2 separate regions of the Homo sapiens genome follow, and region 2 is linked to region 1. Evidence: read pairs that join two places in POLR2A ChIA-PET (ENCODE). Cell type or tissue: CD4-positive, alpha-beta T cell. All regions are shown on one strand. Links, peaks and the distances in the headings refer to the core of each region. The heading gives the core; the rest is flanking DNA. Region 1 overlaps UBAC2 (UBA domain containing 2). Region 2 has its middle 12 kb from the start of LNCARGI.

Region 1 (16,427 bases), core at 4,714-12,713:
TGGCAGTTTATTCTCTCACATCCTTCATTCTAGATACAAATTTTGATCAACTTTTTATTAGTCAACTTTGCTCTGTGCAATCACATTCAAGCATTTAAGTATTTATTTACTAAAATCCCCGGTAGGGCTAACCAAACCAGTAGGTACTGTTGGGAGGGGAAGAGGAGTGGGGATCAGTGCAAAAGCAGGGGAGATAAAGGGGTAAGAAAAGGGGGAAAAGGAGAAAAGAGGTGGCAAGCCGAGAGGGAGGTGGGAAAAGGAAGGAGAAAGGGAACAGCTTAAAATCCAAAGGCTTTGGCTACACAACAGCAGACTAAAGTCTACTTTTCTCAGTATAAATACTGAGTAACTCATGAAGGAAAGTCAACATTCACACACATTTGTTATAATCAATACTCAGAAATATAATTCTCTGCAAACTGATGATCATGAGGAACCATAAGCCTGACAGTTTCTGTTGCTTTACCTTGACTTGGAGGCATGGCGGTTTTAGATTCAAGTGATGTAGGTTAAAATTTCAACTGAGTTATATGTTCCTGGACAGATTTCTTAGTCTCTCTAAAAATGTTTTCGTACCAGTAAAACAGATATAACCCTATCAACAAAGTTTATTTTTTAAATAGGAATTAAAGGAGAGAAGATATCTAAAATATCTATCCATTCAACTTATCTAATCTATTATTCCAAACATGTTAATGTGATCGCTTCAAATTTGGAGATCCAGGTAGTCCTATTTTTAGGTTGAGAAATATCACTTTTTTTCACTTTTAAAGACACTGATCATTTTTCAAGCTATGATGATTATTTATATGTTGGCTATTTAGCCCAAATTCAAAGCAGAGACACAATAATTTAGAAAGCTAACTGTCACTTATTGCTAACTTTGCCCACAATACCCACTTCCCTTAAAAATACTCCAACGGTTGCAATTCGAGATGACCACAGATGATTGTAGGTGTGCTGCTACTCTCTGACTAGCCCTCACCTCCAGACAGGCAATCCCTTCACGCGCCCGAGAAAGTGAATACCACTGCCTGGTACCAACTCTATTGCCACATGTATTAATAATGTGGTAACAGTTAATTAATAATAGCATAGCCCAAATGAAAGCCACACACAGGACTACAAATTTAAGAAAAATATTACATAAAATACCTATAATGGATTCTTTTAAATAGGTCTAAATAACCAAATTAATCCACAGAATAATGTTGGTGTCACCATCACAGCTATTTCTTAGCTTCCGAAATTATCTGTGCCTAGTCCTGGAAAGCTTTATCCTGTGCAATGCAAGAGGCAGAACTGGAAAACATGGAGAAGGTAAGACCTGTGCCCTACATTAATCTGCTCATCGAGAACAGCAGGAAAGGCCCTTCTATGGGGAGACCATGAGGAAATTTATCCTGCAGAAACTGGGTATCTGCAGATATTAGAAGAACGTTATGTTCCTACAGATGGATCCCGAGACTAAGCAAGTTCCCTCTTGCTCATTTACCACCACCCACCTCCAGATTAGAGGCTTGATGAGGCTTGCGGGTGGTGACAGAGGGGATGGGGCAAGAGTGCCTGAAATACTCAAAGCCCCAGTAAGTAGGCCCAGAAAGTGAGACAATAGAGCACAGTGATTACAAGGCCTATTTTATTTCAAGTAAGAGAGTGATGCTGGAGGATGACACAATGTAAAATGGCCTTAATAAAATGTCTGAATGATTGTAGAGGTAACTATCAATGGAGAAAAAAATGATTTCACAACTGCAAGTATTCTTAAAACACACACCTTTTTAAAAACCAATATTGCCTTTTATTTTATTTTATTTATTTATTTTTTGAGATGGAGTTTCCCTCTTGTTGCCCAGGCTGGAGTACAATGGTGTGATCTCGGCTCACTGTAACCTCCGCCTCCCAGGTTCAAGCGATTCTCCTGCCTCAGCCTCCCTAGTAGCTGGGATTACAGGCATGTGCCACCATGCTCGGCTAATTTTGTATTTTTAGTAGAGACGGGGTTTCTCCATGTTGGTTAGGCTGGTCTCGAACTCCTGACCTCAGGTGATCTACCTGCCTCGGCCTCCCAAAGTGCTGGGATTACAGGCATGAGCCACTGCACCTGGCCTTAATATTGCCTTTTAAAGATGGTAGTTTGAACATACATATTTATCTCCTCTGTTCTTTCCTAAAATCTCATAAGAGTGACATTAAAAGGATTTTTTTTAAAGGTATAAGCCCACAAAGATGAAGAGTAGATGATCCTAAAAATTTTTCTAAGTTAGAAAACAGCAACACTATACAGGGTAGCTATCTTGGCAAACCTGAGAAAACCAAATACTAAGCCACCAGTGGTGAAATCTGAGAGGCAACCTGATTAACATTTGACTTCCCAAAGGTTGCAGGGCCAGGGCTTTCCAGAAGTGCTAAGAGGAAGGCAGAGCACTGCACAGCCACCCCCTGAACTCTACCCACCTGCTGGCTGGCTGTGGTATTCTACAAAAATGTATTTGGTGTTTGGCTCCCAAAAAATCTTCGGCATCACCTAAGTGACAGAAGTGCCTTTTCTTCTTCATAATGAGCCCCTTTCAACCACATCTGAATTTACCCTAATGGGTTATTTAGGTAGAGCCCCTGGATAGCCTCAGATGGAGCTGGCCGACCAGCAGGAAGACCAAGTGACTAGAGGGGTGGAACTTTCAGCACCACCCACCAGCCTCCAGGAAGTGGGGTGGTGGGAGATGGAGCCCTATAAAAACTCTTCTGCAGTGAAATTCAGACAGCTTCTGGGTTGGTGAATACATGGAAGTGCTGAGAGGGTGGGGTGCCCACAGAAGGCACGAGAGCTCCGTGCACTCTCACCCACCCTCGCACCTTGCCCTTCCATTTGGCTGTTCCTGCGTTGTATCCTTTATAATAAACCAATAAACGTAAGTAAAATACGTTCCTGAGTTCTGTGAGACGTTCCTGCAAATGTATCAGACCTGGTGGGGGTACAGACCTTGTGGGAACCCCCAATTTACAGCGGGTCAGTCAGAAGAACAGATGTCCTGAAACGTGTGACTGGCATCTGAAGTGGAGACAGTCTTCTGAGACTGAGCTCTTTGACTTGTAGGATCTGATACTAACTCCAGGTAGAAAGTGTCAGAACTGAATTGAACTGCTGGACACTCAGAAGAACTGGAGTACTACTTGTTAGCGTTGGAAAACACCCCTCACTGCCTCTCCCCATCTTGGCAGATGGCTGGAGATTTATTATTTAGAAGCAGAAAAACGGAAGGTCTTGAGACTGGAGGGACTCACAGACACCACTGACAGTACAAATACAATACTAAAAATCAAAATTTGTCCACTCAAGTCAAGGTTTATTAGTAAATGTTAAGACTCCCAGGCTTACACCCTACAGGTATTAGAGTGGAGAGTATGATCTGGGGAATCTGACCAACCCATTGGTGGTGAGCAGGGAAGAAACAAATGCACAGATCCTGACACTGGCATTCCCAAACATCCTCACCAGGGGACCTTATGACAGAGCCCATGGTCATCGAGGACCTCATCCCGAGACTCCAATCAGCTTTTAAAAAGCTGGATCTTAAATCCAAACAGATAATCAAAGGCTTAGAGATATGTAAGGAAAACTCCTGACATCAAAAGCAGAAAACAAAGAGGTAAAAAGGAACTCAGAAGAAACATAAACTGTGTAGAGAAATAAAACCTGGGGGGTGGGTAGAAGAGGCAGGTAGTGAAGAAACTATCCTCAATATGAGAGGGATAAAAAATATCGCATCCACAAAATGAAAACAGGATGTCAGGAAAAATGAATATTCAAAAAATAAAGAGCTAATAAAAATTTAAAATAGGTTATAAATATTTTTAAGAAAACCAAAACAACAAACCAATAAATGAAAACCTACTCAATCTCATTTGTCATCAAGGAAATGTGAACTGAAATCACAAAAATATATCACCACACATCTGCTAGAATGACTAAAATTAAAAGGACTGCAACATTCTTGGACCACTCACCTGGGGGAAGCTGTAATAGCTGCTATGTCAGGAGGCAGCTCCGTGGTGAGGAGCTGAGGCTTCCTGCCAACAGCACTGTGAGTCTTCCAATCCCAGTAAAGCCTGAAGATGACTGTGGTCCCTGACATCCTGAGTACAACCACATGAGAGACTCTAGGCCAGAATCACCCAGCTAAACTGCTCTTAAATGCCTGACCCACAGGAAAACTAGCAGTATCTTCCAAATCTAAACATATGTATACACTATGATTCTGCTTTCCACTCCTAGGTACATACCCAGCAGAAATGCATACATATATGCAACAAAAGACATGTTCAAAGACATTCAAGCTGCATGCAGTGGCTCACATCTATAATCCCAGCACTTTGGGAGGTGGAGGTGGGAGGACTGCTTGAGCACAGGAGTTTGAGACCAGCCGGGGCAACATGGAGAAACCTCATCTCTACAAAGAATACAAAAATTAGCTGGGAGTGGTGGTGCGCACCTGTAATCCCAGCTACTTGGGAGGCTGAGGTGGGAGGATCACCTGAGGCCAGGTAGTTGAGGCTGCAGTGAACCATGACTGCGTGCCACCACACTCCAGCCTGGGCAACAGTGAAACCCTGTCTCAAAAAAAAAAAAAAGAAAAGAAAAGGAAAAAGGATATTCATAATAACAGTATTTGTACTATTCCCAAATTATAAACAATCCCAATGTCCATTAACATTAACAGTATTATGAGGCCAGGCACGTGCCTCATGCCTGTAATCCTAACACTTTGGAAGGCCAAGGCAGGAGGATCACTTGAGCTCATGAATTCAAGACCTGCCTGGGCAACATAGCAAGACCTTGTTTCTACTAAAAATAAAAAAAACTAGCCAGTCCTGGTGGAGTGCATCTGTAGTCTCAGCTACTGGGGAGGCTGAGGCAGGAGAATTACTTGAGCCCAGGAGGTCGAGGCTGCTGTGATCATGCCACTGCACTCCAGCCTGGGCAACAGAGCAAGACCCTATCTCAAGAAAAAAAAAAGCAGTAGAATGGATAGATGGTGGTATTCACACACCAAAATACTATACCAATAATGGAAAAAAAATTAACTACAGGTACATACAGCAACACAGGTGAAACTAAACAGAATACTGAAAAAAATAAGCAAGATACAGAAGAGTCCACATCTCTATTATGTAAAGTTTAAAAACAGACAAAACTAGATCAGGGTGTTAAAAGTCAGTGTAGACTTCTGGGAGGAAGGAGTAACTGTAAGGTAGCAAAAGTGGACCTTTTAGGGAGTGGGTCACATTCTGTTCTTCAACTGGATGGTGCTTAGAAGGTGTCACTTTGTAAAAAGTCTGTGAGCTCTGGACTCAAGATATATACATTTATACCTCAATAAAAATTTATTTTAAAATATTAATTAGAATAATTGCAAGGTAGAACCCAGGAAACCTCCCAGCAAGGAGAGCAAAAACACAGAGAAAGAAAGCAGGAAAAAAAAAAAAAAAGATGAAAACTGGACCTGTCCAGGAGACTGAACATCTAGGTAATAGGATTTCCAGAAAGAACTGAGAAAAATGGAAGAGGAGGTGATCAAAATAATTCAGGAAAAATTCAAGAAGAGAAATACAGGGATCACCTGTTTGACAGGGCCCACACCAAGTGTACAACCCAAATGGATGAATCTGCTTGGATTCATCACTCCAAAGCACCTCATCAAAACTGTCACAAAGTATTAATAATCAGATCAACACTAAATTCATCAACAGCCACACTGCAAGGTACCTACCTTAAGAGGTAGGTACCTACCAAGAGATAGCATTTCCTTAATCATTTCTTCCTCTACATCTTTCCTTTCCCCCAGGACAGGCAAACTACCATATAAAGAAACCGCTTACTCTCAATACTGCTAATTTCTGAGAGTTTAAAAATGAATCCCTCACTAGCCAAGACACCTCTGGAACCTCACCAAACAGGAGTGGATCACAAAGGTCCTGCAGTGGCTGTGGATTCTCTATCCTGGGTGCTCACTGCCCCTCTTAACCTAATCTGACTCTGCCAAAGTGGTTTAACACCTTTCAGGGAAACATGAGCTAAGAGGCCAAAATCACTAGGCAACCTTAGAACACAGTCGCAACAAAAAAGAAACAAACTGAATAATATTACCAACTAGGAAAGCAACATTTTTAGAAAAGATGAACCTCAAGTTATAAAATATATTAATAGGTATACTAATAGAAGAGATAAAAGAAAATATTAATATCTCAAATTCCAGCTGAATTTTTAAAGATAACTGATTAACTTACTCTAAAATTTATACAGAAGAATAGTTAGGTTAATCTTGAAAAGATGAACCAAAAAAAAAAAAAGAGTAACCTGTTCTACTAGATATCAATACATACTACAAAAACAAAATGGCTAAAAATACTAGAGCATGAACAGACACACGGACCAATGGAATAGAGAGTAAAGCAGATACACACACAGACTCACAATGTACACATACACACACAATATACATGCTGCTGTGCACTGAACTTTGTCTCCCCCCACCCCTAAATTCATATGTTGAAGCACTAGCCCCCAATGTGGTGGTATTTGGAGGTAGGACCTTTGGGAGGCAATTAGGTTTAGGTGAGGTCATGAGGGTGGGGCCCCCATGATGAGATTAGTGCCCTTGTAAGAGGAGGAAGAGAGACCAAAGTGAGCTCTCTCAGCCATGTAAGGACACAGCAAGAGGGTGGCCATCTGCAAGTCAGGAAGACGGCAGGCCCTCACCAGAACTTGACCATGCCAACATCCTGATCTTGGACTTCTAGCCTCCAAAACTGTGAGAAAATAAATTTCTGTGTAAGCCACCCACTCTATGACAGCACGAGTTTACTAAGACACTCATATATCCTATGACCCTACATTCCTGCTCCTGGGTTTATATGCCAAAGAGAGTCTGTCACAGGCCCATGAGAATGGCTTAAGATTAAGGATATAGATAAAACAAGGTGGCCATGAGTTGATCAGTGTTGAAAGTGGGTGATGTTGAAACATGGGGTTCATTACAGTGTTCTCTCCTTTCTTATACATGCTTAAAAATTTCTCTAATGAACCCAGATATCAGAAACAAAGATAGAAATTAAAATATGGGCTGCTTTAGTGGCCCACAAGGCACTTGACCTAGATACAAGCCCCTGGAGTTGAGGGCTGGGATTTTTAGGTCTAGTAGAGCTAAAAGAGGTGACCTTAAGCAGCTCAAGGAAAGAGAGCTGGGACTGAGCCCAGACCATCAAAGATCACTGTCTTTTAGAGAGAAGACTAAAAATATTCCATTTATAGTCTGCTGAAACAACAAAGAAAGTTAGCTTACATTAAAAGCCTTGGAAACAAAAAGATCAAACAGTCCTAACAAAAAATTAAAATCTAAGGCCAACATCATACCTGAATTTGTGGCCTAGATTTACCCCCACTTGAATGGTCTGGGAGCTCTAAGGTAAGAAAATAATATAAAAGCTAATCCAGGCAACAAAAACCCCTCAGGACCCAGCAGTAGTAAACACAAAATCCCTCAACAGAGATACTTTTGTGAGCTGGGGGACATGGGGACTCGAAGAGCAAATGAAACCACTGAAAATGAGTTCACAATAAAAAATTAAAACTCTAAGAAACAACAGACTACCCTGAGGGAGAATTTGATAACCTGAGAAGCAGAAGTGAAAAACAATTTAAAAACTCTAAGTATGTATAAAATGATTAAGTGCTTTTTTAAAAAAGAATGGGAAACAATGAAAAGAAAGCACAGGCCAACATGACTTCATCTCCCAAAGCATCATGCAATGGCTCCCGAATGCCCTGATTAAAGGCCAAAATTAGTACAATGGCCTGACAGGACAGTGACCACTCTTACCTCCCTGGCCTCATCTCCTGCTATCTTCCCACACCCCATCCCCCCATCACTCTGCTCCAGCTGTCCACGTACGGGATGGTCCCATCTCCACCTGAGGGCCTTGGCACTGGCAGTCTCTGATATCTGGAATACTTTCCCCAATATCTCCACATAGCTCACACCTTGACCCCTTCAGGTCTTTGCTCAAATATTACCTGATTTCTGAAGCTTTTCCTTACTAGAATTATTAAAACTGCAATCCCACTCACACCCTGGCATTCCCTTCCCTAGTTTATTTAGTTTTGTACAACACAGATCATGATCTGGCATATATATATTACAAATTTTTATTTTGTTTACTGTCTTTTACCCTCAATTACAATGTACAGTCGATGAGGACAAAGATTTTGTCTGCTTTGATCAGTGCAGGATCCTCAGAGCCCAGAACAAGGCTTATCATAAAGTAGGTGCTCAACAAATAATTTAACAAGAGGAAAAGAGAATGCAAAAAGATTGGGGAAATCAGAAAAGAGCCGATTGCTCTTGTAAAATATGAGGTAGAATTCTCTCATTCATTCATGCATGCATAAATACCCAAACATTTACTAAGTGGCTACTTTATACAAGGAAGTGTCAAGCTATTCTCTTCCTCACTTTGGAAATTCTTTCTTCTCCTAAAACATGACTGAAATTGACTTCCTCCATAATTTACCATAAAAGATTAGCATATTTTCTAAGTTAATAAAAGTACGCAATGTACTGAAAATCATCTTTTACAGTTCAGCTTCCTGTTCCTTATTTTTATTCTTCTTCAGAACTCATGTGCATGTCCACACCATCAACCATCAATTTCTATCTAACTATGTTTCTAAGTACAAACTCTCGTTCCCTACTTACTTACTTTCTGGGTTTTGAAAATATTCTACTTGTTGTTGATACCACTATAATCTTGGACATTGATATAGAAATGTAAAAAGTAGTAATTAAAATCTAACACTTGATCTGTGCCCAAGAATTAGCTAAGGAGCATTATTTAGGAAGACAAAAGCTGATGACTATAAATGTGACCATAATATTCACCTCTGCTAAATTCCAATTATTTTCTTATTAACATTTACATACATGTGCATTCTAGTGAAAACAGTCTGTGGTTCATATAAGACTTCAAAGAGACACAAAATGGCAAACAATATTACCATATGCCCTTGATAAAAATATCTGCTTACAATTCTCTTTGATTAGCTCAATAATTTTCAGATAATGATTATTTTTTTCTTTAATGTTACTATTAGGGCCAAGTAGTGTGTTGCCTCACCTTACGTAGTTAAAATTTGGAACTGTGCTGAGCTGAGCCCATGAATAATCAGAACTAAAAATCATTCTTAGGTTTACATCATAGGAGTTTCACAATTGCTATACCAGTGGTGTTTAAAATACTTTATTGTGTTGTTTAGGAAAAATTAACACACATACACAATACCAGTTTTTAATTCTAACTACAGCACACGCCTTTATGAAATAGTCACAGGGTATCAAACTGTTAAAGGTGTTTGTATAAAGTATAATACCATTCTGTTATTTATTACAAAAATGTTTCACCATATGATCCCCATTTAATAACTTATTTTAGAGGAGTTAAAGCTTTTATCAAGTTCTATGTAACACTGCCATCTAGTGCAGTGTTACTGCAGGCAATGCCTACTGAACTGCTGAGCATGCTCATTTCAGAAAGGGGAAAACAGCTTTAACATGGAAGCTTACAGTCTAGATTGAAGTTCTGTAAGAATTCGTAGTAATAATATGAAAAATGTAATTTATTTTGAATATTTTATTTTATAAATGTTTCAAATATGTCACCCTACCAACTCATTATTTAGCTCTTACCTTAATGGTGTCAGGATTTTCTCATTCTATTCCTCTTTAAGTATTTATAAAGACTTTCTGGAAGTACGTACTTCAAAATTTAAAAATACCCCTTGCTTATAAGAAAGCAAAAAATCAATCACTTAGATTATATAGAAAAAATATCAAACCTCTTTGTATTACAGAATTTGAGAAATATAATAATAACTCTACATTGCAGTGAATTATGTCCTGGAACAAGTTCTGCTGTACCAGTACTAGGCTGCACAGAACATCCTGGGAAATGCGGTCCCTTGGCTGGACTCCAATTAATTTCTCTAGTTCTCTAAGCCTACTTATGAATCTCACAATAAAGAAGAGCACAGAATCAGAATATAGCTCATTTAAACCACAGAATGCTCACGGTTTAAAGGGATTTCATAGGCACTCCATTTGTGGTACCTACCAATGAGTGGACTTCCTGCAACACCCCTGCCTCGCACTCTCCCAGCCACAGCCTGAGTATCCTCAGTGTCAAATTCAGCAGCTCCCAAGGGAGATCACCTCATCTTGAGACAGTGAGTGCTGCAAAGTTACTCCTTATGCCAAGCCCAAAGCTATATCCCGTAGCATGTCCCCGTGGTCTTCATTCACCACAGGCCATTCCCCCCTTATTTAACTCCTCTTTCACTGGGCAGCCCTTTCAACAGTGGAAGACAGTTCTGCCCCAGTTTCTTCTCTCTGGGGTAAGCAATGCCTGTTCTCCACCTGTTTCTCCCATGGCCAATCTCCATCTCCACCCCATCCTGATGCCAACCTGGACCACCAGCAACATCCTTGTTTCCCTGTAATCCTACAAATGGCATCTAGGGGCATATTAGTGTCAACTGGCAGTCACTCCATGATGCCATTTCACAAGCCAAACAACTCTATCATTCAGTGCCTCTACAGCTGATTTTTAAGACTCAAGAGAAAGACCTAATGTTCTCTCTCTTACCTTCTTTACCTTTTGTGTTTCTTTTTTTTTTTTTTTTTTTTTTTGAGACAGAGTCTCACTCTGTAGCCCAGGCTGAATGGAGTGCAGTGACAGGATCATGGCTCACTGCAGCCTCGGCCCTCCAGGCTCAGGTGATCCTCCCACCTCAGCCTCCTAGGTAGCTGAGACTACAGGCACATGCCACCACGCCTGGCTAATTTTTTGTATTTTATGTAAACACAAGGTTTTGCTATGTTGCCCAGGATGGTCTCCAGGACTCAAACGATCTGCCTGCCTTGGCCTCCCAAAATGCCGAGATTACAGGTGAGAGCCACCATGCCTGGCCTCCTTCTATGTTTCATATTTTGACTATAAAGCCCAAAACTCCAGCTTGCTGAGGCAGCTAATGTGTTAGAGCTATTGTTCTTCTGAGAAGACTGCTAGCAGCTCCCCGAAAACCCACTGTTCCCTTATCTCCAGGGACACAACTGCCCAGGTAAGATTACATCTCCCAGCCTCCCTGTGATTAGGTGTGGCCACGTGACCAAGTTCTTGCCAATGGTTTGGGAGCAGGAGTGACATCTGCAACCTTGAAGGCACCTGGGGAAAGGCAATCCCTCCTCCTGCATGCCCCTTCTTTCTTCCACACCAGCTGGAAGCAGAAGCCATGGAGCCTCCTTGGAAGGCACATGTTGAGGAAAGCAGAGGTGCTCCACCAGACCAGGCCCTTGACGACTTACCGGTACAGAGCCTGCCTACCCCACAGGGTGGTTACAAAAGTGAAATGAACATCTGCGCTCTTTGAGCCACTGTGTCAGCGGTTTGTTACAGAAGCTTAGCCTCCACCATTACTGAAATATCCTCCTAGTTTTTGTAATTTGCAAATCTGATGAGCAAACACACTATATTTTGGTATTTTTTATCACTGATAAAATATTAATCAGAACAGCAGGGACCAAGAATGCTACAAAAAGATAAATGTTACTCTTTCAATTTCAAATGACTATAATAATAAAGGCAGATACCTTTCAGAGCATAAGAAAGCAGCAGTAGCAAGTGGAAGGCTCTGAAGTGAGCAGACTCTGGAACAGAGCTAGTTTCTTCCTTCCTTACTTATATCCTCCTGGACAAGGCAAAGGTGCTGAGGACTGCAGGAAAATACTGCTTCGGCTTAAGTCATGAGGAAAGGTTCCAAAAGGACTCATTGATTTTACTCAGGATAACCTCCCCTCCCTTCCCCTCACCATTTAGAAATCTAAAGCTATGAAATTCATCCTTATCATCAAAATATGATAAATGAGCAAGCCTAAAATATGCTCCAAAAATTGCATCAAAGGACACAATCAACAAAGAAAAGAGGCACCCTACGGAGTAAGAGAAAAAATATTTGCAAATCATCTGATAAGGGATTAACATCTAGATTACATAAAGAGCTCCTACAGCTCAACAACCAAGAAAGATTAACAAATGGGCAAAGAACTTGAATAGGCAATTCTCTAAAGAAGAAATATATATAAATGGCCAAGAAGCCCATGAAAAGATTCTTGAAGTCACTCATCATCGGAAATGGAAATGAAACCACAATGAGACACCACCTTATGCCCATGAGGATGGCTACTACAGGAAAGGAAGGGAGGGAGGGGAGGGAAGGGCGAGTGTGAGAGAGGTGTGCCTGCGAGCCAAGATAGGGAGAAACTGGGCATTGTGTTGCTGGTGCAGCTGCTGGGGAAAACGATACAGCCATTCCCCAACAAACTAAAACCAGAATTACCACACGATCCGGCAATTTCACTTTCAGGGATATAACCCAAAAGAACTGAAAGTAGGGACTGAAGAGATATTTGCTGTATGATGGGTACAGGCTTTCAGTCTGGGAAGATGAAAATGTCCTGGAGGTTGGCTGCACAGCAGTGTGAATGAACTTAACACTACTGAACTGCACATTTAAACATGGTTAAGACGATAAATTGTCTAATACATATATATATATATTTAACATGTCAAATTTGTTCTAAGGCCACATTTATGTTTAATATCTTAGTATAATATCAGATACAAATAAGAGTTAAAATGGAATCTTCTCAAGGCCCTAGCCCAGGAATACACATAGTCCTACAGAGAAAAACTGTTTCCTAAAAAAGAGGATGCTTCCAAAGAGGGCAGAAATGGTCTACAAGCCAAAATGTTTTAGAGTAAGCTTGTCCAACCTGCAGCCCATGGGCCACATGGGCCCAGGACAGCTTTGAATGCAGTCCAACACAAATTAGTACACTTTCTTAAAATATTATGAGTTTTTTCCATGATTTTTTTTTTGATCATCAGCTATCATTAGTGTTAGTGTATTTTATGTGTGGCCCAAGACAGTTCTCCCAATGTGGCCAAGGGAAGCCAGAAGATTGGCCACCTTGTTTTAGAGGAATACATTCATATCTATTATATAAAGCTACATATTATATAGTATTATGTAATATAATATAGAAATATTCATAAAGTAACATTAAAATATTTTATAATATTCTACCAATTAATAGCTTTTAAAAAAAATTATTTCAATTTCAAAGAGACTTTAGAAGGGGTAAAGGTGAAGAGCTCCAAGACCCACTAATCATCTGTAGGTGGCAGTAGAAGCACAGTATTTATGTCAAAGCAGCCCTGAACTATCAATCGGTATGGAAAACCGGAGACCATACATAAGAAATCTGGATCTATTTCATATTCAAATAAACTGTGTGAGTACTCCTACATTCAATAAATTGCAACTAACTTCTCTGATACGAAACCTTTTTAACTTGCCCACTTTTACCTTAAAACCTCTACACAGCCAATCCCAATCTACCTATTTCTTTTTGTCTCATTATTTTATTTGGTACGTCTTTGTAATTGTATCTACCTAGAAACATTAGCCATTCATTTTTTGAGACATGGCATAACCTTTCTTACAGAAAAACACAAACACCAGTCGAATCCATATGCCTGTTAACTGAGGGCCTGCTGGGTGAAGCACTACTCTAGATGCGCTGAAACGTTTGAAGACGCACGTGCCAGGTCCTTGTTCACAAGGCACACACAAAACGAGAACAAGAAGAAGAAAAGGGGTGAAAGTGCAATCAGGGATCAGTACCCACATGACTGTCAAAGAGAGATGTGTCACAGATACTTCAAACTCCAGTTCTAAAACCTGTAATTACTGATCCTAAATCAAATGTTCCATTCATGTTAGAAGAGCAAATCCTACACCAGAGGCAGAAAGATGTAAGCCAACACAGTCTGAGAACCTTTTTTCCAAAGAAGCACAGCGGCAGCTGGCCTGTGGGTCTCAGGGTGGTCCTGCCTGCCTCCTTCCTTCCCTTCTCAGTTAAGACTCTCTTTAGACTGTGGCTTGCTGAGCGCAAGAAGCTGTATGAGCTGAAAGTCATAAACTTCTCATAAAGTCTACCCATACAAATGGTATTAGCAATAAGAAGATAACATTGCTGCAAATATTCAACTGAATGGAGTACTAGTTTTATTTTATAAGCATACAAGGGAGAGTTCTGGTAAATACCTTGTCTGAGTAACCAAAATCAATGCAGTTTTATTACCAAGAAAAAAACAACACGTCTTCCTCTAAAGGTTGATTATAATGTCTCCAAGAGGTCGACTTAAAAATAAATTTAAAATATGGTAAAAAACATACACACTGAAGAACAATTAAAAAAAAAAAAAAAAACAGCGATGGCAAAGATCAGGAACTAATGTGACCCCATCAGGGGACTGAGTGCTTTGCATTTAGAGTAGGCCCAAACTTCAGCAGACACATTCTTGGTTTTCCTCCCTGGGATGAGGACTTAGGAAATGCATCCTGGACGCATTCAGGCTTCCATGCAGCCTCCAAGCTCCTATCCTGCCGGCTCCTATCCACAGTCCTACAGAAATTCAGAGGAAGACCAAAGGTAAAATACTCTCTGCAATGCAAAGAGTTGGGGAGAGGAATGCCTTCAAATCACACAAGGCCGGAAGTGGATGACCCCTCACAGAAGGCCTCACCCAACTGCCCCTGGGGAGAGTGACCATCAGAGAAATGAGCTAACATGGTTAAGACAACCTGGTCAGTTAGTGGCACATGCTGGGCTCCTGCACAGCTATCCAGTCCCAGTCTAAAGACAGGAAAAATTTAAATAAGCTACAAAGAAAAAAAGGGGACAAACGAAGCCAAGAGAACTAGTGCTTAGTGTCTACAGCATGCACTTTACACAAGCTATAAGGCAGTTTTTAAATAGGAAAGGTAACACATATACAGAAAAGTACAGCATGCCAGAAAATCCATTTGCTTCTTTTCCCTTCCCTAGCCTGTTCTCTGTCCCAGAGGCTGGTGGGTCCAAACTCTATGCAAAGGCTCATGGGCCCCTGGCTTCCTGCTAACAGGAGCCTCAGGGGAGATTTAGGCCAAGAGGAACCTGAGGTCACAGTGTACATTTCCCTGGTTCCTTCCTGTAAGGGAACCTCAAGCTTACCGTCTCTCAAAAGAAAAGCACTGCTCCAAGACAGCTGACTTGACTGGGGTCTCTCCTTCCAAGTTCTAGTAACCTCTCCCTTCCTTGATCTCTTTGGGCCTAAGTGTGGTGAGGGTAAGAAAAGCAACAGCTCCAGGATCCTGCCATACAGATGATGGGGGACCCTTCCTTATTATTACACATGCCCACACCCCACCCAAAAGGTTTACCACCTAAGCATGAAATCCTAAGCACTGTATTTTCATTTCATCTGCTTTTTGAAATTTATACAAATGGAATCATATGATATGAATTCCTTCATGTCTGGCTTTTTCAACTTAACACTAGATTCATGAGATTCATCCATGTTGTTCTATCTGCCCTGTGTATCATCAATTGTGATTGTGACTTGCACTCCACTCTATGCCTACACCACAAGTGACTTATTCATGCTATAGTTGAACATTCAGGTTGTTCCTAATTTGGAGTTGTTGTAAATAATGTTACCGTGAACATTCTTGTCCATGTCTCCTGGTACGCAGCATGTGTTTTTACTGGTTATAGACCTAGGAGTGGACTCTGAGTCATGGAGTGTTGGTATCTTCATTTTAATACTTAAACTGTTTTCCATATTTAAACTCCCACCAGCAATGTTCCTTGTTACTCGATACCCTCATCACTCAACATCCTTGCCAGCACTTTGCACTGTCCGTCTTTTTCATCGTAGGCATTCTGGCGAATGGATAATACCCTGCTGTGGTTTTAATTTTCATTTTCCCAATTATTAATAAAAAGTTGAGCAGATTTACATGTTGCTGACCATTTGGATCTACTCATTCTTAAGTGCTTGTTCAAGTCTTTTGGCCATGGAATGGCAGAGATCCCAGACACCACAATTACATGTACGAGCTGCCAGGATCCAGCTATAAAACCTTTCCTTGAGAATATCAACTCATTAGCAAGAAACAGGGAGATAAAAAGATGGTCTATTCCCTCAGGAGATTGTTTGCTATAAGTCAAATTACCATTTATGATGATTCTCTATTAAGTAGGGCCAACTTCAACAAAAATTACTAAAACGAAGTATAATATTATAATGCAAAATACAGAAAGAACATACAATCTGAGAGTCATGAGTAAATATTTCTGGGTCACACCATGTAAACTACATACTTTGCAGTCAGCATGAAGGTTAAGTTAGCTCAAGCATGTGAGGCTCTCAGAATCATGCCTGACAGTCACCTCTGATTACCTTTCATAATTTAGTTAAGAATAATG
Region 2 (16,427 bases), core at 3,967-11,966, 150 kb before region 1:
GTTTCAGATGGCACCGCACCATGGTGTTTGCTCCAGCCCATCTCCTTGGGATCAGTGTTAGTGTGGAGGATGTGAGGGACCATAGCTGTGACCTCCCGGGTGGGCTTCCAGAAGAGGAGGTCTGGTGAGACCGCTTGGGGCAGGACCAGATATTCCACTCCCTGGAAAGGAAGGCATGGGATTCTGCCTCGTGGCACAAGCCAGTCAGTTACTTTAGGTGCCTAATAACCATTTAGCACGGTCGTCCTTGACTTTGATGTTGGCTGCACATTGGAATCACCTGGGAGGGTTAAACACTACTGATGCCTGGCCTGCACATGGAGATTCTCATTTATTTGCTCCAAGAGTGGCCCTGGCATTGGGATTCTTAAAAGTTCTCTGGGCGATGCTCTAAGGACCGCTCTCCTGAACCCCCAGAGTGCTATCCGGTGTGTCGATTGCAACTTTTGCAATTGATATTTGAAACCAAATAGGAGAATTGTAAAGAATATTTGACCCAACTGGTTTCTGCTCATCATTCTCTCCCACTGGGATCTTTCTGATCTGATCCGTTTTGCCATCCAGTGCATTCGGGCTAGGACAGCCATGCTTCTGTAGGGACGTCTTTCCGAGGTCTATATCCATAAGGAGATGCATCTCTGGGTTTCCTAGACATGGAAGCCTCACCCGAGCCAATCTTCCTTTTAGTTGTGTCCTTGTAGGAAGAAATGGCTTCTATATGACTAAAAATATCTTCCCCCCATTGATAAAAAACCAAGTCCTGGGAATACCATTCAGCAAAATAAAAAGAAACAAACTACTCATAGGAGCATGCTCCAATGTAAACCGTGAAAACATCGTGCTCAGCGAAAGAAGCCAGACACCAGAGACCACGTATTGTATGAGTCCATAATAGGAGGTGTCCAGAAAAGGCAAATCCATAGAGAGAGAAAGTGGATCAGAGGTTGATTGGGGCTAGGGTGGAACCGAGAATAACTGCAAAAGGACACAGGGCTCTTTTTCAGTGACTGGAAAGTTCTAGAACTGGATTGTGGTAATGCTGCACAACTCGGAATTAACTAGAAATTATTGAATCACACTGGAAAAGGTGAGTCCTGTGGTACATAGGACTCACTCTTTTCACCTTCACTTGAAAAGGATGAGTCCTATGGGCTCCTGGCCTCCCCAGGGCTGTGCAATGCCCAGGGATGGCAGATGCAAAACCTGTGACGCTTGTTCTCCAGAGGGAGGCTGAGGCACACCACTTGCTGGCTCCGGCTGCTTCCTGGCGGTTTCCAAGAAGAAAGAGTGTGCCCTGAGAGGAAGTGGGGCTCCATGCTGAAACAGCCCCATGATTGGCTAGCACAGGGGAAAACTCTCAAACTATTTTTCATGGAGTGACCAGAAGGGAGAGAGCTGTTCAATTCCTGCTGAAAACTGACTCCCTGCCCTCGCTCCTCCCTTTCATCCTCCCCTCCATCCTCCCTTCCATCCTCTTCTCCCTCCTCTTCTCTATCTTCCCCCCTTCACCCTCCCCTCCGTCCTCCCTTCCATTGTCTTCTCCCTCCTCTTCTCTATCCTCCCCCCCACCCTCCCCTCCATCCTCCCTTCCATCTCTTCTCCCTCCTCTTCTCTATCCTCCCCTCCCTCCTCCCTTTCACCCTCTCCTCCATCCTGCCCTCTCTCCTCCCTCCCACCCTGCCCTCCCTCCCACCCTACCCTCCGTCCTCCCTTCCACCCTCCTCCCTTCACCCTACTCCCCCCTTCCACCCTCTCCTCCCTCCTCCCCTCCACCCTCCCCTCTCCTCCCTTCCACCCTCCCCTCTCTCCTCCCTCCTCCCCTTCATTCTCCCCTCCCTCGTCCCTTCCACCCTCTCCTCCCTCCTCTCTTCCATCCTCTCCTCCACCGTCTCCCCTCTCCCCTGCATCCTCTCTTCTCTCCTCCCTTCTCTCTTCCCCTCCCACCTTCCCCTCATCTCTCCTGCATCCTCCCCTCCCTTCCCCTCCCTTCCCCTCCCTGCTGGCTGGAGGAATGTGCTGGGCATGACTCCTGCTGGACCTTGTGCTGGAAGGTGGTAGAAGCAGGGAGCAAAACCAACTTGGCCTCGCCTTCAGAGCTCGCAGCTCGCTGAGGGAGAGACAGATTAACCTCATGATGACACACATCCAAGCCTGAGTTGAACACATATGGTGTCTGAAGGACGAGCCTGCCATGTAACCCGGGGTGTAATTTACAGCGAGGTCCTTGAAATGCTCTTGGCCAAGGGGATACTGAGGTGGAGACTTGCAAGGCAAGAGGGGCCCCCAGGTGAGGAGAGAAGAGGAGAGCGGGCAGCATGGCAGCAGAAAGGCCATAGGCCACCCAGTGGCAGGAGAGGGGTGCAGGGCTGGGTGTGGAGAGGGCAGGGGAGAAGGGAGTGGAGGAATGAGGGGGGAGTCTGGCCCCTCCCCAAGCAATCTGCATGGCCTTTTCCTCTCCCACCAAAGGCAGCCCCCAGAGAAACACACTCCAAGTAAAAACAGTAGCTGCTGCAGGGACAGCCTCAAGAGAGCCCGTTCCCCATCCCGCCTGCGGGTCAGAGATGACCAATCTGCCGTTGGTGGGTCTTGTCCTCAGACACGGGAAGGCGTTGCTGAGGTGTGGACTGGGGTCTGCCCTGACCTCATTTAGGTCAACTATGGGCTGGGAGCAGCTCGTGACTCTGAGCTGAGTGACCAGGGACCTTAGATCCAGAGGGGCAAGGTCACCCCTCCCAGGGCTCTGGGGTGGACTTGGGGTTGTGGCTGCATTTGGGGTGTAGGGATCCAGGCCAGAGGGCTAAGCCCTGGTTTCGATGAGCTGGAGAAGAGCCTGGAAAAGTTTCTGGCCGGGGGATTGGGTAGGGGCCTGCTTGGGAACTGCCCCCTGAAAAACCCCACTGGGCCTTGATTTTGAGACAAGCAGGTGTTCTGAGAACTTCTTCCTCCCGCGGCCGCCCCTCCTCCAGGCCCTCTATTTATAGCGCTTCCTCTCTTGAGCTCCGCGAGAAAAGTGCTCTTGAAACACACAGAAGAGAAAAATTCTGAAAAATGTCAAACCACAGGTCCTTTCCCCTCTCTTCCGTTAAGATCTAGGTTTGTACTATTCCTGGTTGACCCCAGAGTAGACAAGGTCAAATGGGGCATCCTTGGGTTATCACAGTGGCGTTCAGAAGGTGCTGGCTGAGTCCTGGCTCCTCTCTGCAGCCTGTCTGGGACTAACTCAAGGGGCAGGGAACAGGAGACCCTTTTCCACCAAGAAAATATGGGGCCATGAAGGTCTAGCCTGATCTAGCACGTGAGTTTGGAGAGATCAACAGCAAAGATGGTGAGATGGGAGTTGGAAAATATCAGACTCTGAATTGGAAGCCTGATGCCATGTTCTAGTTCAAGCTCTGTTTGGGATATCACTTCTGTCTCTGAGTATATTTCCCTCTCTGTAAATTAAAAGAGTTGGACTAGACCCGTGTTTTACAAACTTTTAAAACACAGAGCACACACAACGGAAACAGAAGTCTTATGAAACAGTATTTGTCCTTATTACGATGTATTTTCTTTTCTGTTCTGTTTCCTTTTCTCTTCTATCTCATTTTTAAAAAGTTCTGATCATGGCCCACTAAAATGATCTCGAAACCCACAATAAATTATTAAAGTAGTAAATTTTATGTATATTTTATCACAATTAAAACAATTTTTTTTTCTTGAGACAGGGTCCTGCTCTGTCTGTCACCCAGGCTGGAGTGCAGTGGCAGTCATGGCTCACTGCAGCCTCCATCTCCCAGGCTCAAGCAATCTTCCAGCCTCAGCCTCCTGAGTAGCTAGGACTACAGGCATGCACCACCACACTCAGCCAATTTTTAAATTATTTGTAGAGATGGGGTCTCACTGTGTTGCCCAGGCTGGTCTCAAACTCCTGAGCTCAAGGGATCCTCCTGCTTTGGCCTCCCAAAGTACTGGGATTACAGGCATGAGCCACCTTGCCTGGCCCAAAACAGTTTTTTTTTTTAAACCAACTAATTGTGGATTTTAACCCAATGGTTGAAAAATACCAGACTACACATATTTAAGTTCTCCTCCAATTATTTTTAAAAACCTAATTGTTCAATCACAGAGGAAAAGTGCCGCTTTGACAAAACATTGATCATTTTAAATTTTATTTTCAGTTTTTAAAAAAATCAAGTTTTAAAATGTTTTCTTTTTAAAAAATCAACCAAGGATAGTTTCAACTGAAGCTAAACCAAAATACCCTGTGGCCCAGCATTCCCCAATCTGGGTACATCCTAAAGAAAATGAGTATGTAAGTTCACCAAATGATGTGTACAGAAATGTTCACAGCAGCACTGTTTGTAATAGCCCCGCATGAAATACAACTCATGTTTATCAAAAGGAGAATAACTGTAATCCCAACACTTTGGGAGGCTGAAGCTGGCAGATTGCCTGAGCTCAGAAGTTTGAGACCTGCCTGGCCAACATGGCGTAACGCTGTCTCTACCAAAAAATACAAAATTTTCCAGGCATAGTGGCATGCACCTCTGGTCCCAGCTACTTGAGGGGCTGAGGTGAGAGAATCACTTGAGCCTTCGAGGTCAAGGCTGCAGTGAGCCATGTTCATGCCACTGTGCTCCAGCCTGGGTGACGGAGTGAGCCTGTCTCAAAAAAAAAAAAAGAAAGAAAGAAAGAAAAAAGAAAAAGAAAAAATAAAAGAGCATGAATGTGTAAGTGTTGGTACAGCCAAACAAATGAATAGTATATAACAATGAGAGTGAATGAACTACAACTGTTACCAATGTAGATGAGTTCCACCTGTTGGGCTCAGTGCCTGATACCCCAAAACATGGCACCTTGGCAACTGATAAAACAAAGAAACGAGATGATCATGAGACCCTTCCCCCACCCTTCTATGTGACAGCTGGCCATAAAGGAATCCTCTGACCTACTTCACCAGAAAACAGATCATAAGATCCTCCTTCCAGGACCAGGCATGGTGGCTCACGCCTATGATCCTGTAAGCGCTTTGGGAGGCCAAGGTGGGAGGACTTGAGGTCAGGAGTTCGAGACCAGCCTGGCCAACATGGTGAAAACCCGTCTCTACTAAAAATACAAAAATTAGCTGGTCATGGTGGTGCACACCTGTCATCCCAGCTACTCAGGAGGCTGAGGCAAGAGAATTGCTTGAGCCCAGGAGGCAGAGGTTGCAGTGAGCTGAGATTGTGCCACTGCACTCCAGCCTGGGCAACAGAGTGAGACTCCATCTCAGAAAGAAAAAATGAAAAAGGAAATTGAAGAAACCTAAAGAAACAGAGAGACCTGTGACTTTTCCATGCTTAGGTTAGATGAAGAGTGGATGATTTTGGAGAAATAAGATTGGAGGAAGACAAGGGTGTGATCGAATGGGGAACCCCTGGGGGACTTAGCAAGGCTTGTTTGTTCAGGCTCCTCCCTGTGACCCTGGTGCCTTCAGAGGTAAGGATGTTCCTTTCTTCTGGGTGTGTGGAGGGGAACTTTCAAACGAGGGTCTATAAGCTGCTTCGGGGGTGGGGAGGGGCATGGTGGGGGTAGGAGTGACCTTCTTGCTCCTCCTGTTTTCTTAAATGCCAAGATGCCATGTTTTGGGATAGCGTGGCCTGAACCCCATCATACTCCATGGGCCCTGACCCCTGCCATGGGAACTGTAGAAAGAAGAGTGTCTGCGTTCACCCAGTGCACACACTGGGTGCTGGCAACTGAGTCAGGCACTGGGGAAGGACGGCACCTCCATCTTGCTCGAAGAGCTTGGCCCTAACGAAGTCTGACCGGGTGAAGAGACTCTCATTTAATGTTACCGACTCTGCGCCTTTCAGGCTCTGAAGCTGTCCGCACAGTAGGATCACAGGTCGGGGATGGTCAGGACAGGGGATTGTGTTGAATCCAGGGATCTCCCCAGAAGTTGCTTTTCTGACTAAATAGCTCCTTGGGGCATTTTCTTGTAAAATTTTTGCCAACTGCTTGAACCACTCCTTCGGCATTTCCCTCCCGATCTTGGTTCGCTGATGTAAGGGACATGTGTCTTGTCCCCAAGCTCTGAAGTGAGGGTGGTTTTGTTTCTCTTGGATTATCACCTGGTGGCCAGCAGGGTGGCTTAAACATAAAAGGTGCTTAAATCACAATTTTTGACTAAAGGAGAGAAAGAAGAAATAATTCAATTAAATTGCAACTTCCTCTTGAAGGAAGAGTGCAGGGAGAAAAACACCGCTGGTTTGAGATATTTGAGGGTTGTCTTACGTCACAGCATGTTGCATAGAAGTGGAAGGTGCCCACGTCTGCTTTTTCCTAAAGAGCATTTGCTGTGGAGGTCTGAGGCTGGTCTGGGTTGCAGTGACGTTGGTGGCTACCTGAGTGACCGCAGTGACTCAGCCCACCTCTCTGGGTCTCAGCATCCTCATCTGCAACCTGGTCGGATTAGACAGGAGCCTCTATCAGGTTCCTCTATGTGGTGACTCTATGAGGCCAAGGGAAGACATAAGGGTGGTGTCTCATCCCCAGCTGTCGTCCCCACGTTGAGTGCCATGTGGTTCCCAGTGACTTTTGGGTTTCTCAACTTTCCCCTCAACATTTAAGCTCCTTGCAGGCCATGGGTGTGCCTTCACACCCCCTCCCCAGTGGCCAGCACAGGGAGCTAAGCAGATGCTTGATGTGTCCTGTGGGAAGAAGTCTCTGGATGATGTGGGAAGACAGGCTGTGGAGGGCAGGTTTGGAACAGTAACTACCACTGGCCCTGCATTCAGCAATCATTCAGCACGCACCCACCAGGCTGACCCCTGTGGAGGCCCTAGGAGTTGATGATTGAGACTTTGTCACTTCCCTAAACAGCTCCCAGTCTGACAGACACTAGTCATTTATGGTGTACACTAATATAGAGACATTTGGGGACTAGAAGGGGAGCACCAAAATGAGATGCAGGGTGTGGGGCAGCCAAGGAAGACTGCCTGGAGGAGGGCTGAGTCTTGTGTGAGAAGGAGTTAAGCAGAGTTGATGAGGGTTCATGGGGAGGGAAAATGCATTCTGGACAGAGAGAACAGCATATCCCAGGTCATGGAAATCGAATCCTGTCCTAAAGACCCTCAAAGGATTTTAGGTAGCGAATAACACAATCAGTTGTGCCTTTAGCAAACTCATTCTGCAATCCTCAGTGGGATGTAGAATATAAACTGGATTGGAGAATTAAGATCGGAGACCAGGAAGCAAGAAGCTGTGGCTGTCCTGGAGAGAGACAGTGAGGACTGGGCTGAGGCCACAGCCACGAGAATGCAGCAGAGGTGATGAATGAGGACCGAAAACTGGGGTGACGGCGGGGGCGGGCATGGCACATGAGGAAGAGCAAGGTGGGGCGGGCAGGATGGCCGTGGGTAGGTGCTCTGTGGGGATGGGCGAATCCACATGAGTTTGGGGCTGGAGAGGACACATTTGTAGTGTGGTCCACACTGCTTGTGCTGCTCCCAGCACACGGCAGGATTCCACCTTTTTTTTTTTTTTTTTTTTTTTTGAGATGGAGTCTTGCTTTGTCACCCAGGCTGGAGTGCAGTGGCACCATCTCAGCTCACTGCAACCTCCGCCTCCCAGGTTCAAGCGATTCTCCTGCCTCAGCCTCCTGAGTAGCTGGGAGTACAGGCATGCACTACCAAGCCCGACTAATTTTTGTATTTTTAGTAGAGACGGGGTTTCACCATGTTGGCCAGTCTGGTCTCGAACTCCTGACCTCAGGTGATCCACCTGCCTCGGCCTCCCAAGGTGCTGGGATTATAGGCGTGAGCCACTGTGCCCCACCAGGATTCCACCTCTTGAAGTTAGGTGTGGCCACGTGACTTGTGTTGTTCAAGGAAATATGAGAGAAAGTGACAAGAAACCTCTGGGTGGGAGAGTAACGGTCCGGCACACCATTCCCTGTGCTCTCCCTCCCTCTGTGTCAGCAGCTGGAGGGGTTGGGCAGATTGTCTCATCCTCAAGCTTGACCTCTGGGAAACCTCCTCGGCCACCTGGGACCAGGAAGAGCCTCCTCCTGTGTGTTCCTTGGCACCCTGAAGTTGCTATCTCTGCGGCGTGCCTGTCACCCCATAGAGCTCTCACCTGTCTACCTGTCTACTTTGCTAGAAGGGAGGGTCTGTCAGTGCCGAAGACCTAGGTGGTTCTGGGAGGTCAGCATAGTGTAGACACTTGGTGAGCACTACATGGGTGAGTGAGTGTGTTACTCCAGCGTCAGCAGTCCTGTCAATGATTAAATGTAAAAAAAGAGGAACAAGTACATCTGTGCCCACCCCACACTCCTTTTCCTCTTCATCATTAAAAAAGAAAGAAAAAGCAAAAACGGCAGCACCTGGACAGCTCAACCACACTGCTGCTCTGCCCACGTGTGGGGCTGAAGCAGCTCTGGGAACACAGACGTGCAAACCACAGAGATGCGATAGCGGTGCCAGCTCCGCTTTCCCGGGGCAGGCACAGAGCGAGGCAGAAATCAGTACCTTGTGAAGCCACTTCAAGGGTAGCAGCCGGTAGGTGGGCTCAGCCACAGTTGCACTGTCCGCAGCCCCTGCTCTACCTGTCCTCAGGAACACTGGCCCAAAGTCTCTGCATCCTTCAGATCTGGGAGAGCCTATATTCGGCCACCTCCCCACTCCAGCCCCAGCTTCGACTGCCTTGTAACTGAACCCACCTGGAGGACCCGTATCTCCATGCAGTTGGCCTTGAACAAATCACTTAACTCCTCTAAGCCTCATTTTATTCATCTGTGAAATGGGGATAATGATGCCTCTTTGCGGATAAAGTGAGGTGTAAATAAGTAAAGCTAGGAGTGTCTGACACAGAGGAGGTCCTCAATCATGGGTGCCATCGTTGTCACTTTTCTTGCCATTGGTTTCCTGACCTGAGTGAACAGGAAACCACTGTGCTCTATTGACCCTTGTCCAGGGCCAGGTGGAAGAGGACAGATGGACTAAGATGAAGGGGGCTGATGAAGCACCTGGAGGAGGAACCAGGGTAGTCAGTGGGTCAGGAAGTCACATGTCGGGCTCAGGGTGTGGAGTGCAGGGATGGAAGGCCACTGCATCTGAAGCGGAGGGGGTTTCAGGCAGCTGAGGCTCTAATCAAGTCTGATGGATAAGCTGGGAGGCTTTGGAAACATCCCATGCCTCAGTGTCCCCACTTAGAAGGCAAAATGGTTAGACTAGATCGAGGGTCCTTCACCTTTTCTTGAGCCACAACCCTTTTGGCTGAAGCCTGTGGACCCCTTCCCAGAGTCCTGGTTTTTAAATGTATAAAGTAAAACACCTAAGATGAAAAGAAACCTTTCATATTAAAATATAGTGATCAAAATGTTTAAAAGTACTTTTTTTTTTGAGATGGGGGGTCTCTCCCTGTCACCCAGGCTGGAATGCAGTGGTACAGTCACAGCTCACTGCAGCCTTGACCTCCCAAGCTCAAGTGATCCTCCCACCTCAGCCTCCAGAGTAGCTGGGACTACAGGCATGCACCACCATACCTGTCTAATTTTTTAATTTTTGTAGACAAACTCTCGCTATGTTGCCCAGGCTAGTTTCGAACTCCTGGATTCAAGCAATCCTTCTGCCTCAGCCTCCCAAAGTGTTGGGATTACAGGCATGAGCTACCACGCCTGGCCAAAGAAAAGCAGATTTTTAATATAATGTCCTACACACTTCTTTATTCACTACTGACATGTCTAATAGTGACTGTAATTTCAAGGTAGTGACGAGCATAAATAATGCCTTAAGGTACCTGGATCACCTGCACTGGGCGATGAAAAGACTTGCTGTGGTTTCTAACAAACAGCACCCAAGTCTCAGGCACTCTCCCGCCACTGTGGCTGGCCACTCGTGTCCACAACTGAAACATCACATTTCAGCTGGGGCCTAATGGAAACAAAGATGGCATCATTTTCCCATCCAGCCTCACAGCCCCCCTGAATTCTGGCCCCCACCACGGGCTGGATAATCTCTTCCACCCCAGCAGATGATTTATATAAGAGCCTGCTGCCGTTTCTACCCCATGGAACTCAGCTGGCTGAAATGAAATGTCTCTGCCCAGGAAACAATTAGACAATAACCCAAGACAATGTGACATTCAGTGCGTGGCCTCAGCGATAAACACAGAAGGAAGGACCCGCAAGAGTGGTGGGGGGATCCACAGAACTTGGGGCAGGGTCTGGTTCTGTCAGGTTCGCTGGGCCTGTGGGGGCTGCAGCTCCCGCTTAGACAAGGTCCCTGATGGGCAACAGAGATGATAACTTGGCACGGGGCGGGGCAGACCCCAGGCCCTCCTGTGTGTGGGTTGCAGCCCTCCATCACTTGTACACAGTCAACTTAGAGCCCGTGGCTGCGCCCAGCTGTGCCTCAGTAAATGCTTATTGAGTGAATCAGGAATAAACCCCGTGTGGGTGGTATTCTATAATTTCTTGCCCTTTTGTGGGGGCCTTCTAGGTCTCTTTTTTTTTTTTTTAACATTTAATCCTAAATGTTGTGAGGACGCCCAGGACGTTTCTCCTGGGGCTTGTGGTCTGTGGACAAGTCAGGCACCTTTGGAAACTGCCTCAGCTCTTCCTTCTGGGGGTGGCAGGAGGGGAAGTTTATGGTAAAGGTGTATGATAAGATAGGACCTTTTCATCTAAGTTATCTCCAACAGGCCTGGAGTTTTGGGGGCATATTTGAAGGCCCGATTTACATATGGGGAAAATTGGGTCCCATAGCCTCTGTCAATGGGAGGCCAGGTAGGGGAGTGTGTTGACCACATTCTAGACTAGGGGAAGCCGGGACACAGTGGACTGGGGGCAGCTGTTCCCCTAGGCTGGACAGCTGGCTGCTGACTGGGGTGGGCTTCACGCTGGGTTCACAGGCAGCCTCAGAAAGAACAGGCACACTTACCGTGTCAATGATGACAATGACGTAGTGAGGGCCGCATAGTCTTAATCAAAGGAGCTGCTCGATGCCTCATTTATTAGCCAGTGATGTGGCAGGGAAAACCATTCTTGCCCTTTGAAATGAGAGGAGAAAAAGAGCGGTGGCCCGGTGGCCTCAGCCCGCAGCCTTTCCCTGCTGGGGAGGGGTGGGTTTAACCTGCAGTCCCGCTGCCCAGCCCCCGCTAACTGCTGCTCTTGGAGCGCTGCCTGCCTGGGCTGCAAATGCACCTTTCAGGCCCCATTAAGGCACCTTGCCTGGGTCACAAAACCCAGGAAATCCAGAGCCAGGGCGGTCTCCCCTCCACCTTCACACACGGAGCTGAGAGTGTCTGGGTCCCCAGGGGGCGTTTCTTGCTTTCCCTTGCTCGCTGCCCCAGTGCGGGGAGAATGGTGGCTGCTTTTGAATTTCCTGACTCTGGTGGCTTCACTGTCACATCTATGGTCTGAATCCCAGCCTGAGGGGTGTGCAGGGAAATGGAGCTGAAAGGAAATTGGCCTCCTGGGGTGACTTTCCTCCTCCTCTCTTCTCTAGGGGATGGTGGGGGCTGTGCGCAGGCATCCTGTGGCGGGGAGATCACCTTGACTGGCACCCTGGGTGTTTTTTCTCTCTCTCTCTCTCTTTTTTTTTTTCCAGCAGGGGTGTAAAGGGAGGAAGAGTGTCGAGTTTTGTGCCATGAACAGATTCCGTTTCTGCAGAGGACAGCGTGCAGGGGACACCCTTCGAGGCTTTGGAGCCACCTAGGAAGCAGGCTGGCTGCTGCACAGGCCTCTGCTGGCCTCCTTGCACATGTCCTTGGTGGGTGAGGTAAGCGGGCCAGGGGGTCTTCCCAGGGCATGGGAAAGGTGCTTGGGCTCCAAGAAAACGGCTCAGATTGCAGCTGCTCTGCCCCCATGGCCTGGTGAGCTGCAGCTCACTCTGCTTCCACCCGTCATCGGTGTAGAGCACGCCCTAGCCTACGCGGGGTGTAGAGCACGCCCTAACCTGCGTGGACGCTCCAGGATCCCGGCCACTGCTGTCAGGCCAGAAGGAGCAGAGGCCAGCGTCAGCCTCCAGCCACCGATAGGACCAGGCTACCTTTGCTGTGTCACCCCCGGGGGAGAATTTTAGAACACTTCTGGAAGCGCTTTTGGTAATTCTCCCCCTTCATGACTGCACTGATTGATCATCTCTGAGCGGAGGCACGCCTGGCACGCTGCAATCAGCACTGTGAGCCTCAGAAGGCAAAGGACCTTGTAACAGGGTAACTTCAGATAAAGGCACAAATGACTGATGTTAGGTCCTTTCCTGAGAGCAGATGGGATGGGGGAAGGGTGGGGTGCTTGTGCTTGTGGGGAGAGACCCCATGGGGTGGAGACGCAGAACACGGGGTGCAGAGGAGCTCACCTTTGGGCAGGTGTGGGGCCACAGCCCGCGCAGCACAGTCCGGGAGCTGTCAGTGCCCTGCGTCCTCATGTCTACCGACATCAATGAGCAAAGGAATGGGATGGACCAGCAGGAGGACAGGTAGCTAGGATTAAGGTGTGAGGCTTAGCGGCTTGGCCTCTCTCGATGGCTCCTGCTTTGGGTCTATGTGGCTGTCCAACCCTGCTGACCTCCCCAGACTCACAGCAGTGGTGACAGCACCTGCCACCCCCTCCTTGGGGTATGGATGTGACTTTTTTGTGGCTTCCAGCAGGGCCCAGCATCCTGGGCACTTGTTTTGTGCCAAATACCAAGAAAAGGAAGAAGACGAGGCCAGCCCCTCAAGGGCTAAGGGTTTGCTGAGCGTGCAGAGGCGTGAAAGAGGCCTGTGAGTCACTGCGGAGGCTCAGTCCCCACCAAGTACCAAGCAAGCGCCAAGGGTGGAGGGGCTCACAAATGCTGCTGAGCCGGGGAGGCTTCAGAGAGGAGGTAGCCCTTAGCTGGGCCTCGAGGCTAGTGCGGTGTCCTGGCAGCAAAGGGGGCACGAGGCACCCCGGCTGAGGCAGGGAGCCACAGCACGCGGTGAACCCTGAGGCTGGAATTCCTGAGGGCCAGGCAGAGCTGAGGCTGGGGGAGATGTGCCCTGGGGAAGAGGCCCCTGAAAAATCAGGAAGGGGGGCCCATTGCCAAGGGTTGGGGGTGCGTCAGGAGCCAGTCCCATCTCTTTGCCCTGTGAGGCCTGAACAAATTAAAAAATGAACACACAACTTTCCAAAGGCACCAGATAGCGGCTCTGTGCCTGGTCAAGTCGGTTCTAGAAGGTGAGGGGACCTGTGGTTCGCACCACCTGAGCTACCCTAGGTCGGCTCAGGCCTCAGGCCCCTTCCCCACAGCCTCCCACCTTGCTCGGCCAGCAAGTTGTTCAGGAAAGAAGGGGAGGAGGAAGAGGAACCTTCTCTCGTGGTTGGGAGCTGGTGAAACTCACGAGAGGGCCTTGGAGTCTGTGTGCTCTTCCAAAGAGCGGTCACTTCAGTGCGGGCTGGTTGGCCTGCCCCACCCCTGGGGCTCCCGGGTCACTTCTCCACAGAGTGAGTTTGAGTGTGTGAGCAAGTGTGTGAGAAGCGTCAGTGTGTGTGAGTGAATATGCGTGAGTGGGTGTGCAAGTGTGTGCACGTTTGAATGTGTGTTGGTGTGTAAAGTGGGTGTGAGTGTGCATGTATGTGAGTGAATGAGTGTGTGTGTGAATGGGTGTGTGTGGGTGGAGTGCATGTGCATGGGTGTGAGTGGGTGTGTGTATAGTGTGTATATATGTGTGCATGTTTGTGAATAAGTGTGTGTCATGTGTGCATATGTGGGGTGTGTATGGAGTGTGTGTGTCTGTGTGAGTGTGCGAATATATAGTGTGTGCACACACCTGTGAGGATGGGTGTGTGTAGTGTGTGTGCACGTGTGAGTGGGTATGTGTGAATGAGTGGATGTGTGTGTGCATGAGCATGTGTGTGAGTGTAAGCGAGTGGAAATGTTATGTATGCAAGTGCAGGTGTGTGTTAGTATACACGTGTGAGTATATGAGTGGGTGTGCAAGCATGTGAGTGGAGTGTGAGTAGGTGTGTGCACATGTCTGCATGGTGAGTACAAGTGTGTGAATGGGTATGTGTGCACATGTGTGAATGTGTGCATATGTGTATGGGTGGGGAAGTGTGTGCATGTGTGAGTGGGTGTGTGTGCACATCTGTGGGTGTGTTTTCACACGTGTGAATGGGTGTGTGAGTGCATTGTGTGAGTGGGTGTGTAGGGTGAATGTGTGCATGTGAGTGGGTGTGTAGGGTGTGTGCATGTGAGTGGGTATGTAGGGTGTATGCATGTGTGTGAGTGGGTGTGTAGGGTGTGTGCATGTGTGTGTGGTTGTGCATGTGTGTAGAGTGGGTGTGTGAGTGTGCATGTGTTTGGGTATGTAGGGTGAGTGGGTGTGCATGTGCACGTATGTGTGTAAATGGGTGTGTGCACGTGTGTGAGTGGGTGTGGGTGTTATTAAAGAAAACTGGAGCCGACAGCAGTTGGAGCGGTGGACGCAGATCTTGCTCAGGAACTCTTGCAATTGGAGAAAAGTCCTCAGGACAGAGCGGGGCTCCATTCCCAAAAGGACGAGGAAAATGGGGCTCATCCCCAAGGAGCAGAGTTGGGGGATGGGAAATTACTGAAAGGAAACATGAGGGTTCTTGTTAAGATGACCTAAGCCGATTCCTGCTGAAAGCCAGGGTGATCTGATGTCGAGGGCGGGGGTGAGGAATTTGACCAGATAAGAGAGGTGACCAGAGATCAAGGCTGGGTGGTTCCGTATGGACGCCCAAAGTTGGGAAAGCCCAAAGAAGAAGGCTTAGGGAAGCCTTACTAAAGTTTGGTCAAAAAGAATGGTGTGTGTGTGTGTGTGTGTGTGTGTGTGTGTGTGTGTAGGCAGTGCAGTTTGGGGTTTGGGGCTGGCCCAGACAGAGGAGATGGCAGGCCTGTGCCCAGCGTCCCTCACCGGCCCCTCCCCTGTAAGCTGGGCTGCTTTGGTCCTGGGAAATCGCTTCCCCTGGCTGCTTTCCCAGGGCAGGCAGGAGCCACCTGGGGGCTGTCCTTGACTCTTGAGCTAGGCCAAGTGCTCCGAGATCTTGCCATTCCTTCGGTTTGTTCTCTGCACTCTCCTTCCCTGGGAGCAGCTCATGAACTGAAGGTGGGACAGGGCAGAGGTGGCTTCTCTCACCAACTCCAGGACATGTCTGTTTACTTAGTTAAGGGGTTAGAATGCTAGAAAAAAAACTCTTGCTTGAGTGTAATCTGTAAAAGAAAGAACAATATAAAACAAAGTAGCAAAAGGATCATTGCGTGGGTTTTTACATATTTCTTACTGTGTTGCCATTTTATCAGGGCCAAACTCAGAAGAAAGCAAAACCTCAACAGCTCTAGCCGCAGCTTTGCTTTAGCGATGTTTCCCCTGCACGTCTTCTCTTCTCAAACAGGTCCTAACACTCTACCGCAGGCAGTAGGAGACCATGCTTTTGCATCTTCCAAATGCAACCAGTAGCTGGCACAGCACTTGGGGAATTCTTGATAAAGTTAAAAATATGTATAAATTCAATTTTCAGAGTGCATGACTAGCTCTACCTCTGTCGATATATCATCTCTATCTTCACCTATCTTTATCTATCCACCCACCCATCTATCTCTCTATTCGTCTATCCATTATCTAATCTATCACCTCTATATCCATCTGACATTATCTATCTATCTATCTATCTAATCTATGGATTCATTCATCCTCTATCCCTCTATTCATCTATCCATTATGTAATCTATCATCTCTATATCTCTCTATCATCTATCTACTTATCATCTATCTATCCAATCTATCTCTCTATCTATCCATCCATCCTCTGTCCCTCTATTCATCTATTATCTCTATATCCATCTATCTATCAGCCACCTGGCATCTCTAGCATCCCTATCATCTCTATATCTAAGTAATCTGTCATATCTGTCCACCTGCCTATCTAATCTAGCATCTCTGTCTCTATCTATTCATCCATCTATGCATCCATCCATCCACCCATCCTGAGGTTCAAAGGGCTTTCTGGTGCTCCTCTCTCTGCCTTTCAGCCTTGCTTCCCTTCCTTTCCATTTGAATAGAAGCTCCTTCTCTATTTGCAGAGATGAGACAGAGATGTCTATACCTGGGTTGACATGAGGCACAATCTACAGCAGGATCCCCACCAGCCAGCCTCAAATTGTTCAGGAGGGGACAGCTATGTCCTGAATCGAGGGAGGTTTAGGGGATCATGGACCTGGTGCCCTTCAAGTCAGCATCTGACTGCAGAAGTAAGCCATTCAGAACCTGGATCTCAGTGCTGGCTGCATGAGCTACAGTGGTCCTTGGGCGAGCTGTACACCCTCTGTACACTTTGGTGCCTATGTGTGCACCACGTAGACCATCACGTGACCCCAACCTGCTGTGCACAGAGCACTGCATAGACCCACTCCCACTCTTCTTTTTGTCACAGTTTGGAAATTAAGGCTTAAAGGATGATCAGAATGCAGCTGAGAGAA

The links. Peaks named below come from ENCODE experiments on the same cell type or tissue, not always from the same donor. Only the 100,000 strongest peaks of a DNase experiment are listed, where the experiment ranks them.
Region 2: POLR2A ChIA-PET joins it to region 1 with 10 read pairs; 12 of 35 experiments call an interaction of 5 or more read pairs at or near these places.

Annotation. Positions count from the first base shown.
Region 1 is chr13:99,262,927-99,279,353 of GRCh38, reverse strand. The region is part of intron 4 of UBAC2 (UBA domain containing 2); the gene reads right to left. Among named protein-coding and RNA genes, the nearest start is that of GPR18, 13 kb to the right of the region's middle. In CD4-positive, alpha-beta T cell, for the core only: CTCF peaks have their summits at 9,315 and 9,518 (motif pointing left); DNase peaks (open chromatin) are centred at 6,053 and 9,553; H3K27ac peaks cover 2,887 bases.
Region 2 is chr13:99,412,374-99,428,800 of GRCh38, reverse strand. No RefSeq gene overlaps it. Among named protein-coding and RNA genes, the nearest start is that of LNCARGI, 12 kb to the left of the region's middle. RefSeq lists enhancers at 2,228-2,387, 8,306-8,415, 8,426-8,515, 8,566-8,705, 10,691-11,610 and 1 more. In CD4-positive, alpha-beta T cell, for the core only: CTCF peaks have their summits at 6,487 and 6,686; DNase peaks (open chromatin) are centred at 6,410, 8,410, 11,500, 11,828 and 2 weaker places; H3K4me3 peaks cover 2,298 bases; H3K27ac peaks cover 2,661 bases.